2 separate regions of the Mus musculus genome follow, and region 2 is linked to region 1. Evidence: chromatin loops called from intact Hi-C (ENCODE). Cell type or tissue: gastrocnemius. All regions are shown on one strand. Links, peaks and the distances in the headings refer to the core of each region. The heading gives the core; the rest is flanking DNA.

What was found. Hi-C counts contacts between places; a loop is a spot of excess contacts. Peaks named below come from ENCODE experiments on the same cell type or tissue, not always from the same donor. Only the 100,000 strongest peaks of a DNase experiment are listed, where the experiment ranks them.
Region 2: it touches region 1 in a loop (2.9-fold over the local background); 1 of 42 quality-filtered maps calls a loop at or near these places.

What each region holds. Positions count from the first base shown.
Region 1 is chr16:44,138,472-44,143,719 of GRCm38, forward strand. Atp6v1a (ATPase, H+ transporting, lysosomal V1 subunit A) reads right to left here and starts at 788. Exons shown (of 15, transcript NM_007508.6): 1 at 491-788. It overlaps Naa50 (N(alpha)-acetyltransferase 50, NatE catalytic subunit), which reads left to right and starts at 1,320. Exons shown (of 5, transcript NM_001347239.1): 1 at 1,320-1,640. The coding sequence starts at 1,633. In gastrocnemius, for the core only: CTCF peaks have their summits at 2,225 (motif pointing right) and 3,126; DNase peaks (open chromatin) are centred at 587, 913, 1,307, 1,794 and 2 more places; H3K4me3 peaks cover 3,644 bases; H3K27ac peaks cover 3,892 bases.
Region 2 is chr16:44,214,739-44,219,986 of GRCm38, forward strand. Usf3 (upstream transcription factor family member 3) reads left to right here. Exons shown (of 8, transcript NM_001029889.2): 8 at 677-5,248. Among named protein-coding and RNA genes, the nearest start is that of Usf3, 44 kb to the left of the region's middle. In gastrocnemius, for the core only: no CTCF peak of the experiment used is centred there; no DNase peak of the experiment used is centred there; H3K27ac peaks cover 4,000 bases.

The DNA.
Region 1 (5,248 bases), core at 477-4,476:
GAACGCACATTTGTGGGGAAAGCCCTTCAGTGTGACTCTGCAGTGAGGGCCATCTCAGTGACATCCCCTCCCAAGCCTGTCTCACCGGAGACGCCTCTGCCTCCCGGGGTTTTCCTACCATCCGGATCACCCGGGCCATGGCCTTTCCCAAGGAAGGAGTTTAGGGGAATGGGATCCGTCGGTTGTTGCAGACCCCCAAGAAATAGCTAACACAATCCTACCACCTGAATCAGCCCCAAAGGCTCCAAATAGGGAACCATAATGGCCGTACTCGCTCTCAACCCAGGGAAAAGGTGGGCATCATAATCCCTAGTCAATGGACCACGGTGATGGTGAAGGGCCAGGGGTCTAGCAGAAATGAGCTCCTCGCCCGTGCAGGAGGACAACGGAAAGGGAGCCCCAAGCATCCGCAGGCCGCGATTCACACACCCTATCTGCTCTCACCCTGTCAATCGTCCCCACCAGCCACGAGTTACCTGTCGCACCTCACCTGCCCGGGCTCGAAATGCAGAAAGTGTACCTAGACGGGACCCAGAGGCTCTGTCACTGAGAGAGGGGAAGTCTTCAGCTGCAGGAGGCGGGCCAGTCCTAGCTAGTCATGTGTCCTCAAGCCCCACCCCGCTTCCCCTCGCCCGTCACGCCGCGTCTCGCAGGCTTAAATCTTTGCGGACCGCCTTGGATGTGAATGGTTCCGCGACTTCAGAAAAGCGTTAGTTTCTTTTTCTTTTCTTTTTCTTTTTTTTTTTACAATGACGGGGGTTACAGAAACTACAGTACAGAAGACGAGGATGGCAAGGGTTAAAGTGCATTGCTAAGGAAGTGACGCTAAGTCACGCTCTAGGGACCGGAAATGGCCATGAGTCCCGCCTCTAAGGCCCCAGTAAAATCCTGGGCTGGAAGACGTTAAGCCTATCACGTGATTTAAAAAAAAAAAAACCCTGTGAGGTTTGCCTGCTGGAGGATCGCCAAGTTATCCGGACCCATCACTACCTTTTGAATTTAAAACACATTTACTGCAAGTTCCCATGGGCTTTCTTACATTGAGAAGAATCCGTTTTACAAAACCCTATTAGTCGGCCAGAGGGTTTGAAGGTCACTGGAGGGCTAGAAAGGAATCGGGGTGGGGGGCGGGAAAGGCTGATCCTGCTGGCTTGAAAGCGAGAGAAGGGTGGAAAGATCCGGATTTTGCCGCCGGAGCCTACCAAGCCAGATCCCCTAGAGAGTGTCGCAAAGGGTGGGAGGAGCTAGCGGGCCGTAGGCCCGGCCCCTGGAGAGCGGGGGGCGGGGAATCCTGGCGGCGCGGAGCACTGCGCCTGCGCGCGACGCGGCGGCCGCGCCGGCGCGTTGAGGGGCGGGGTGAAAGGTCACAGCGCGGCGGCGGGTCTGGCTGGCGGCAGCTGCGGGCGGGAGCCGAGTGTCCCGAGTGCACGTGTGGAGGAGCGGCGGCGGCGGCAGCGCGGCGGCAGATTTCCCCGCGTCTCCCGGAGCCTCAGGGCCTGGCTTGGCTTCTCAGCCAAAAGACCGGCGTGTGGGGTTGAGTGGTCTGAGCTCAGGGCGCGGGCGGAGAGCTCCGGGCGACGAGGACGACGGCGTTGGCGGCGGCTGTAACGACGGCCTCAGCAGACGGGGAAGATGAAAGGGTGAGGAAGGGCAGCTGGCGGGGGTGTGGGGGGGACCCCGGCGGCCGGGGCCCAGGAGAGGGGCGTGGGTCGATGGACAGGGAGAGCGCTGCGGGGAAGAGACGCGCGCGAAGCCCGGGCGGAGGGTCATGGCCGGGCTTCCCCGGTCCCGCGGCTCCCGGAGGGGGGCGGAGGCTAGGCCGGCTGTTGGCGGGCTGAAGGGCCGACGGAGGCAAGGGCGCGAGTCCACGGTTTCACGTGTGTGCACCGCCTGAGATCACGGGGAGGAGGAATGAGGCGCCCGGGGGCCTCTTCCCGGGAGCGCACCACCGAGCCACCTGAAGGTGCTCCTCCAGATCCGGGAACGGCGCTGTGGCCGCGGGCTTTGACACGTTGCGGGTTTTCTTAAGACTTGTGGGCCGTGCAGAACCTTCTGGAGGGAAAAGGAATTGGAATAAAGAGCACGGGGGATGAGTGCTAGGAGCTAGTGACTCAACGGACTTGGGTTGGGTCAGAGCGAGTGGAGGAAGGCGGGCGGTCGGGAGGGGAGGGGGAATAAACTGGAGCGGTGTAGACTTTGGGGTGCCAAAATGTTTAAGGAAGTAGCCATGGATCAGTAGGTGGAGCTATTGCTTCAGTGGTGTGTGTGTGTGTGTGTGTGTGTGTGTTGCCCCCCCCCTCCAGTGCAAGGAGGAGAGCTGCTGCTTTTGCTCTTCGTTAGCAAAGTTGAGGTTTAATCTTGCAAATCTTCCGTAACATTAGAAGTTATTTTGGTTTAACTGTTCCCGTTTGATAGGAAGTATTTCCTTTCCATTGATTTATATACTGTTACAGTATTTAGCGTCGCGAGTTTTGGAGGTTGCCTTTACTTACAGTCATTAGAAGAAAAAAAAAGAAAGCTTAAACATATTAAACGGTCTTTTCTTTCTAAGTCAGCTGAAAATTATAACTACAGTTTCAGTTAGTTGTTTATTCAACATCGTTTTATGGAGAGCGAAGTAAGTCGTTTCTCCAAACAAGCTTGTTCTGTGTAAAATGAAGGTCCCATACCTCTGAAATGATTCTGAGAAAGTTTTGATTTTAAATCTAAATAGAAAACATTTTTTCTAAACTCTGGTTTGCTTTAAATGTTAGTTTTTCATTCGGTGTTTTTTGGGTTTTATTTTTGGCATTTTTGGGGGGATGTTTGCTCCACCTGAGCCATGATCCAGGATGCTTGGTAATTTTTAAAAATATGATCCAGTTATTTTTAGGAAGTTTTATTTTTCTAGTAGAGTACGACTTTGATGCTGTCATTTTTTTCTACTCATTGCTACACACTCAGAACATACTTGTCATGTTCTGTTATAGTAAAAGCAATGAAGATAACAAGACTAAGAAATTATTCTGGATGTTTAGGTTAAAAATATTGGGTCTAGTTCAATTTCAAGTGTAGGATTAGTCTTTCTGATACTTGACAATAGAAATGGAACCACACCGTGGTGCTGTTGGCAGTCTATTGGAACTTTTATCTAGTATACTCTTGAAGCAATTCTACTTTATTAACTAACTGGAGTTCTTGGAATTGAAGCAAAGTATTCGGTGCTCTGCAAGTACTCTGCCACTGAGCTACGTCCCCAGCACTTTATTTTGAGGTAGAGTCTCACTAAGTTGCTCAGGCTGACGCTGAACTTGGCAACAATCTTCTTGCCTCCCTCAGCCCTTTGAGTTGCTAGTATTACGGGCTTGAGCCACCAGCACCAGCTGGCTCTTTGTATTTAAATAGATATTTAAGTGTAACACGATGGAGGCAGATGCCTAGAAATGCGTTACTGGGCAAACTTGGAATTGTTGAATCCATATTTTAGGCCAGTAGTTAGGCTCAAAATTAAGACTCCTTAAGTAAATTGTTTTATTTTTTTAGGGTTGAGGGCTTAGAATTGGGTTCTGGACTAAACAACTTTTAAGATGATTTCACAGGTATATTTGATTTTTCCCTAACTAACTCCCAATAAGCACGGGACTTAAAATTTTCCTTTCCTTCCTTTTAAGATACTAAAATGAGATCAGGGTATAGTGCAGTTTTACTTTGTTGTTTTGTTTTATTAAGATGTTAATGTCCTTGAGATACAGAACTTGTATAAATGTCTTCTGTATTCAGTCTCCAGACTCTTCATTGGAAAGACTCTATTCCATGAATTTTCTTTGAAGTTTTATTTGCTAAAGTTTTATTGTATATTGAGCTTACCAAACATAGTTAAATAGATGAATCTGAAGTTTAGAAAACTGAAACACCCCCTCCTATGATTTAAATTTTGGGCATTGAAACTTTTTAAGCTTACTTTTAAAAATGTTTTTATTTCATATTTTTTACTTTAGTATTCTTATTAGTAATAGCAACAGGATATCCAGTTGTAAATCATGTATTTTCCTTATCTCCATAGTAGATAATTTTGCAATTAATAACTACTGTATTTTTATGTGCATATCTAGAAAAACGAGAACTACATTATTAGACTATTTGCTCTTTCCAGTGAGGTCTTTTTTTTTTTTTTTATGGACCAAAGACTTGGCTTGAATTTGTGGTTGGTAAGCTGATTTCTTCCCCCCCCCCCCCCCCCCCCCCCCCCGGCAGGGTTTCTCTGTGTAGCCCTGGCTGTCCTGGAACTCACTCTGTAGACCAGGCTAGCCTCAAACTCAGAAATCCACCTGCCTCTGCCTCCCAAATGCTGGGATTAAAGGCGTACGCCACCAAAGCCTAGCTGATTACTTTTTATCTGTTACTCCTCTCTGGGGGTGATGATATTCAGTATGCCACAGACAGCAATGACTGGCCCTGTAATTCGTTGTCAGTGTTATAGAAAATACAACTAAATGCACTTATCCTTCAATTATAATAAAGAGGTACAAATTAGTTTTAATAAAAATGCCTTTAAATAAAATATGAATGCTAAGTGGACCAAAGTAAAGATGAAAAGGTAGGTAGGAATAATATAAATACAGAGCAAAATAAAATGCTGTTGAAACTTGGCCAACTGGGGAACATAAGATTCTATAGTTATAAATGAAGCTTTGTTGATAAATACAAAATAGTCGTTATGTATACTGGGAACAAGCCCAGGAAGTCTTCTGTGTCTTTATCTAGGTGTTTGTTACATAGAAAATAGAGAACAACATTTGTATCTGTGTCTCTTCTCAATCAGGGTGGGGCCCCAAACCTTCAGATCCATCCTTTGCCCTTACTGTTTGCTACTGAGCCTGGATACAAAGTATATCTTGTATACCATTAAAACTTTTTGAAGAAACTGAATAGCAGCAGGTCATATTTTGCTTTTTGTGTAAACCAGAAATTTGTTGTCTGTTGATTGAGATAGCAATCTATTTTTTTTTCCCTCCCTGATATGCGGTTTCTCTGTGTAGCCTTGGCTGTCCTGGAACTCACTCTGTAGACTAGGCTGGCCTTGAACTCAGAAATCTACCTGCTCCTGCCTCCCAAGTGCTGAGATTATTAAAAGTGTGTGCCACCACTGCCCAGCCAGATAACCAAATTTTAGCAAATACCTTATGATGCCTCCTTTGCTGTGTTGAGAGTTTTGAAATATACAATCATGATTTTTTTTAAGTGTATCTTCTAATTGAAGAGGTATCCA
Region 2 (5,248 bases), core at 861-4,860, 77 kb after region 1:
CCAAAAGGGATGCTAGTGTCTGGCATGGTTTGAACCTGGTCTTGTCAGTCAGATGGAACATCAGCAGAATTAAGAATTATACCAATCAACCTTGATAATAACACAAGTGTTCCCCCTGTGAGGATATCTATAACATGTCCTGGCCACCCTTGGACTATTAGTATATCAGACTGCTTTGAAAAATGTCCCACAACTTGGTGGATTTGAGCTGAGGCCTAGTTAAGAACTAACTCACAGGGTTACACCTCAGCATTCTGTGTCATTCTGTGTCATTCAGAGCCTGTCAGTGGTGGTAAGCCTGTACTTGGAACCCTGAACAAAGAGGCTTTTAGCTTATCACAAGCATGTCACAGGAATTAGCCTGCCTTCCCTGGTTTTTACCTGTTAGCTGTGTTACTGGAAAGGTTTTGATTCGGAACATTGAGACTTGTACGCCATAGGAGATTTTCAGTGGTTGGCCTTTACAAGTGTAGAGTTTAGAAGGAATTGGGGGGGGGGGGGGCTTGAGGTGCCACTCTAAGAAGAAAACCTTACAGCAGCAGAGAGCTCCTGGTTCTGCTGAGGCATCTGAAGGCCAGGATTGGAATTCAGTGGCTTAGCACATATAGTTTTGCTTAAGTTGTTATAATTACTGACATTCACCTATATTTTTATATCTTTATTTCTAATATTTTAGCTGAAGAAATTAAAAAGCTACGGAAACAACTAGAAGAAATCCAAAAAGAAAATGGCCGATATATTGAATTATTGAAAGCAAATGACATATGCTTGTATGATGACCCCACAATCCACTGGAAAGGCAATCTGAAAACCTCAAAGGTGTCTGTTGTTATTCCAAGTGACCAGGTCCAGAAAAACATCATCGTTTATTCCAACGGGAGCCAGCCTGGGGGAAACAGCCAGGGGACAGCTGTTCAGGGAATAACCTTTAATGTTGGTCACGGCTTGCAAAAGCAGACCGCCAATGTGGTGCCAGTGCAGAGGACCTGCAAGCTTGTGACTCCCGTGTCTATTTCTGGAGTTTACCCTTCTGAAAACAAGCCGTGGCATCAGACTACAGTGTCTGCGCTGGCTGCCAACCAGTCTGTTCCCCTTTGTCTTCCCGCTGCCATTTCTGCTCAAAACATTCTCGAACTTTCTACTTCTGAAAGCCAATCAAGTGGGCTGGGTGCCACTGGTGGCTCAGTGGTCACCGTTTCAGTTGGCCCTGACCCTCACCCACATCGTTCCTCGAATACATGCCTAAATGATCAAAATGCTTCAGAAAATAACAATGCACAGGAGAGCCCCAAATCATCAAAGAAAACAGTCACGTGTGTCTCAGGCATCTCCTCCAGTACTTCAGCAGCTGCCCCCGAAGTGCACCATGAAAACAAGTCCAGCCCGGCAATGCAGGGCTCCAGTGCAGATTCGCAAAACACCCTTGTGTCAGTTACCACCACAGTGTGCTCCCAGCCTCCCAGATCTACAGGTGGCTCTTCTCCAGTGAGTGGTAGCAAGACTGTAGACTCACCAAGTACAGCCACAGTGGTGGTGCCAGCCCATGCTGCAGTAGCGAAGAGTACCCTCCCAGTGAGCAGTCTCTCTGCAAACCCTTTGGAGGGTGGTTGGACTCTCTCTTGTTCTCTGCCTTCTTCAAGTGTCAGTGCTTCAGAACTAAAAAACATCAGCAGCCTTACCCGAATCTCTTCAGCCGGAAACACACAGACAACGTGGACTACACTGCATCTGGCCGGAAACACTATTCAGCCTTTAAGCCAGCCACCATCTTCTGCTGCGACTCCAGCACTAAATGAGTGTGGTACCAGCCCTACCCCAAACAACCACAAGCACGTGGCTACAGCTATCACCCTAAATAATTCCCCTCCAACAGATGGGCAGCCAGTTGAGCAAGTAGTGGTGACTTTGCCTTCGTGTCCACCCTTACCTATGCAACCACTAATTGCCCAGCCACAAGTTAAGTCTCAGCCTCCCAAAAATATCCTTCCTTTGAATTCAGCAATGCAAGTGATTCAGATGGCTCAGCCAGTTGGGTCAGGTGTCACTGCAGCTCCAGCTAACCAAAATGTCATCATTCTTCAGCCACCAAGCACAACCCCATGCCCAACAATGATGAGGGCAGAGGTTTCCAACCAAACAGTAGGTCAACAGATTGTCATCATACAGGCGGCTAATCAGAACCCATTGCCACTCCTCTCTGCTCCGCATCCTGGTCCTGTTCGACTGCCTGTCAATGGGGCCAGTGCTATAATAGGGTCTCATAATTCAGTGCAAAATGTGCCAGCCCCACAGACTTTTGGAGGAAAGCATCTTGTCCACATATTACCAAGACCTTCCTCTCTATCCACATCTAACTCAACACAGACTTTTTCTGTTACCATGTCAAACCAACAGCAGCCTCAAACCATTTCTTTAAACGGACAGCTCTTTGCTTTGCAGCCTGTGATGTCCTCATCAGGAACTACAAATCAAAGCCCTATGCAAATTATTCAACCCACCACCAGCGAAGATCCAAATACCAATGTTGCCCTGAATACATTTGGGGCTTTGGCCAGCCTCAATCAAAGCATATCACAGATGGCTGGGCAAAGCTGTGTACAGTTGTCTATTAGCCACTCTGCTAATCCTCAGACTTCTGCAAACAGTCAAACCAGCCCTGCCAACTGCGTTTCACTAACAACAACTGTAGCACCTACCATAACAGTAGATAATTCAGCCACACCATCCACTACTTACAGTCTTGCAACAGCTTCCTCAACAAACACTGTCACTTGTTTGCCCTCTACCATGAAATCAAAAAGACTGAGCAAGAAGCCAGGTGCCAAGAAACACTTAACAGCTAACAAGCCAGCATGTCCCCTGAATTCAGTCAGAGATGTGGGCAAGATAGATGGCCCCAGAATAAACAGCTCAGCAGAGCCATCATGCAGTGATGGACTGCTGGACAGCCTCCCTGTTGGCCTATCGTCTGTTGCTGTGTCCCAGGCAAAGAATGTTAGTATTTCTGCTTCACATTCTTTGGATGTTCTGAATTCTGAATCAGTAACCCCTGACTCTGGTCCCCAATCTAAGTCAACAGAAGACTGTAGCTCACCTTCCCACGAATCTGAAACAAACGAACAACTTGTATTGGCGCCAGCAAAACCCAAAGATTCTACTCCTATTTTACAAGAGACATCTCAGGGTACACCACCGTGTTCTGTAGCGTTGTCCAATGATATGAAATCCTGTACTTCAGCCAACGTGTTGACTCCATCTCCTATCGAATCCCAGAGTTTGGTTTCTCAGGTTTCTGGTCTGTCATCCACTACGAGCACTTCAAGCACTGACTGTATTTCTGAGGTAGAAATTGTGGCAGAACCTTGCCCAGTTCAGCAGGATTCATTGGACACCATGCAGACAGCAGGGTCTTTAAAAGGGCAAGGACTAACTATGTTGCTGTCGGATCTTGCTAAAGAAAAGGACCTTCAGAGGTCATCTCTCTCAGTCCAGATGGAGCATCCTGACTTTTCTCCAGAAAGTTCTAAGATAGGTGATTCTAATGTTGATTTGCCTCCCAAGCAGGAACTGCTACTGATGAGCGATGACAGAGACCCGCCACAGCCCCACTCCTGCCTCCCTGATCAGGAGGTTCTCCATGGGTCTTTGCTCACCAGTAGACAGGCTGACTCTCCTCTGTCAACCAGCTCTGGCAGTAGTCGTAGTTTCTCCGTTGCATCCATGCTTCCTGAAACAGCTCGAGAAGATGTGACGAGCAGTACAACATCTAACACGTGTGATGGCTGCACCTTTGCAGAGCAAACTGACATTGTGGCCCTTGCTGCAAGAGCCATCTTGGACCAGGAGAGCATTGAGAAGGGAAGACTTGGCACACAGGCTGATGTGAAGGAGGTTACTCCAAAGCCTTCTGAAACCTCTTTAGAGGGAGACCAGCCCTTTAAACCACAGATCCACAAGGAGACATGCACGGGACAGGCTGACCCAACACCAAGTGAATTTAACTCTCAGGATTCTGTGGAAGTGACAGTCGATAGGCCTCTTGAAAAACCAAGCTGTTCTCTGGGAATTAAAGGATCAAATGCCCCCATACAGGTGTCAGCCCCTCAGCCACCAAGTCTCACCCATCAGAATAGCATCAGCAGCCATCCTCTGGTCAGTTGCACAGGTCTATCGCAGAGCTCAGATCAAACTTCTAATCCTGTGACGGTTAATATGACTGTTTCATCCAGTTCTTATGGCAGCCAGCCTCCTGTGCCACCTCTGATGACAGAATATCCCCAGGAACAGCTGACCAGCATGACTAGCGCCATACCAAACCCACAGGTTCAAGAACCGCTTTCAAAGCCCAGTCATGAAAGTCGTAAAGATTCTGCAAAGCGCACTGTGCAAGATGATCTTTTACTAAATTCAGCCAAACGTCAGAAGCACTGCCAGCCAGCCCCTCTCAGGCTTGAAAGTATGCCCCTGATGAGCAGGACTCCAGACAACATTCCTGATCAAACCCAAATGATGGCGAGTCAGATCACACCTAACTCTTCAAACTCAGTTGTACCTGTTAGCAACCCAGCACATGGAGATGGCCTTGCACGGTTATTTCCACCTAGTAACAACTTTGTGGCTCCTCCATTGAGGCAGACGGATGTTCAGTGTAATTCTCAGCCTTCGGTTGCTGAGCAACAGCAGCAGCAGCAAACCCAGGCAGGTCAACATCTGCAGGCACTGCAGCAGCATGTACCACCTCAAGGAGTGTCTCATCTTCACACCAACCATCTGTACATCAAGCAGCAGCAGCAAGCAGGGCAGTTAAGAGAGAGGCATCACTTGTATCAGCTGCAGCATCATGTGCCTCATGCAGACAGTGCTGTCCACTCCCAGCCCCATATTGTGCACCAACAGAGAACTCTACAACAGGAAGTTCAGATGCAGAAGAAAAGGAATCTCGTTCAGGGCACTCCTACATCTCAGCTATCCTTACAACCCAAACACCATGGGACTGACCAGTCAAGACCCAAGAGTAGCCAGCCACATCCTCACCATCAACAGATGCAACAACAGCTGCAGCAACACTTTGCAAGTTCCCAGCCAGAGAAGAGCTGTGAAAACCCTTCAACTAACCGGGGCCACCATAGCCATCCCCAGAACCACCTCAATCAGGACGTTCTACACCAGCAACAGGATGTTGGAAGCAGACAGCAGGGTTCTGACCATGTATCTGGGCATAATCCAATGCAGAGGCTTTTACCATCAA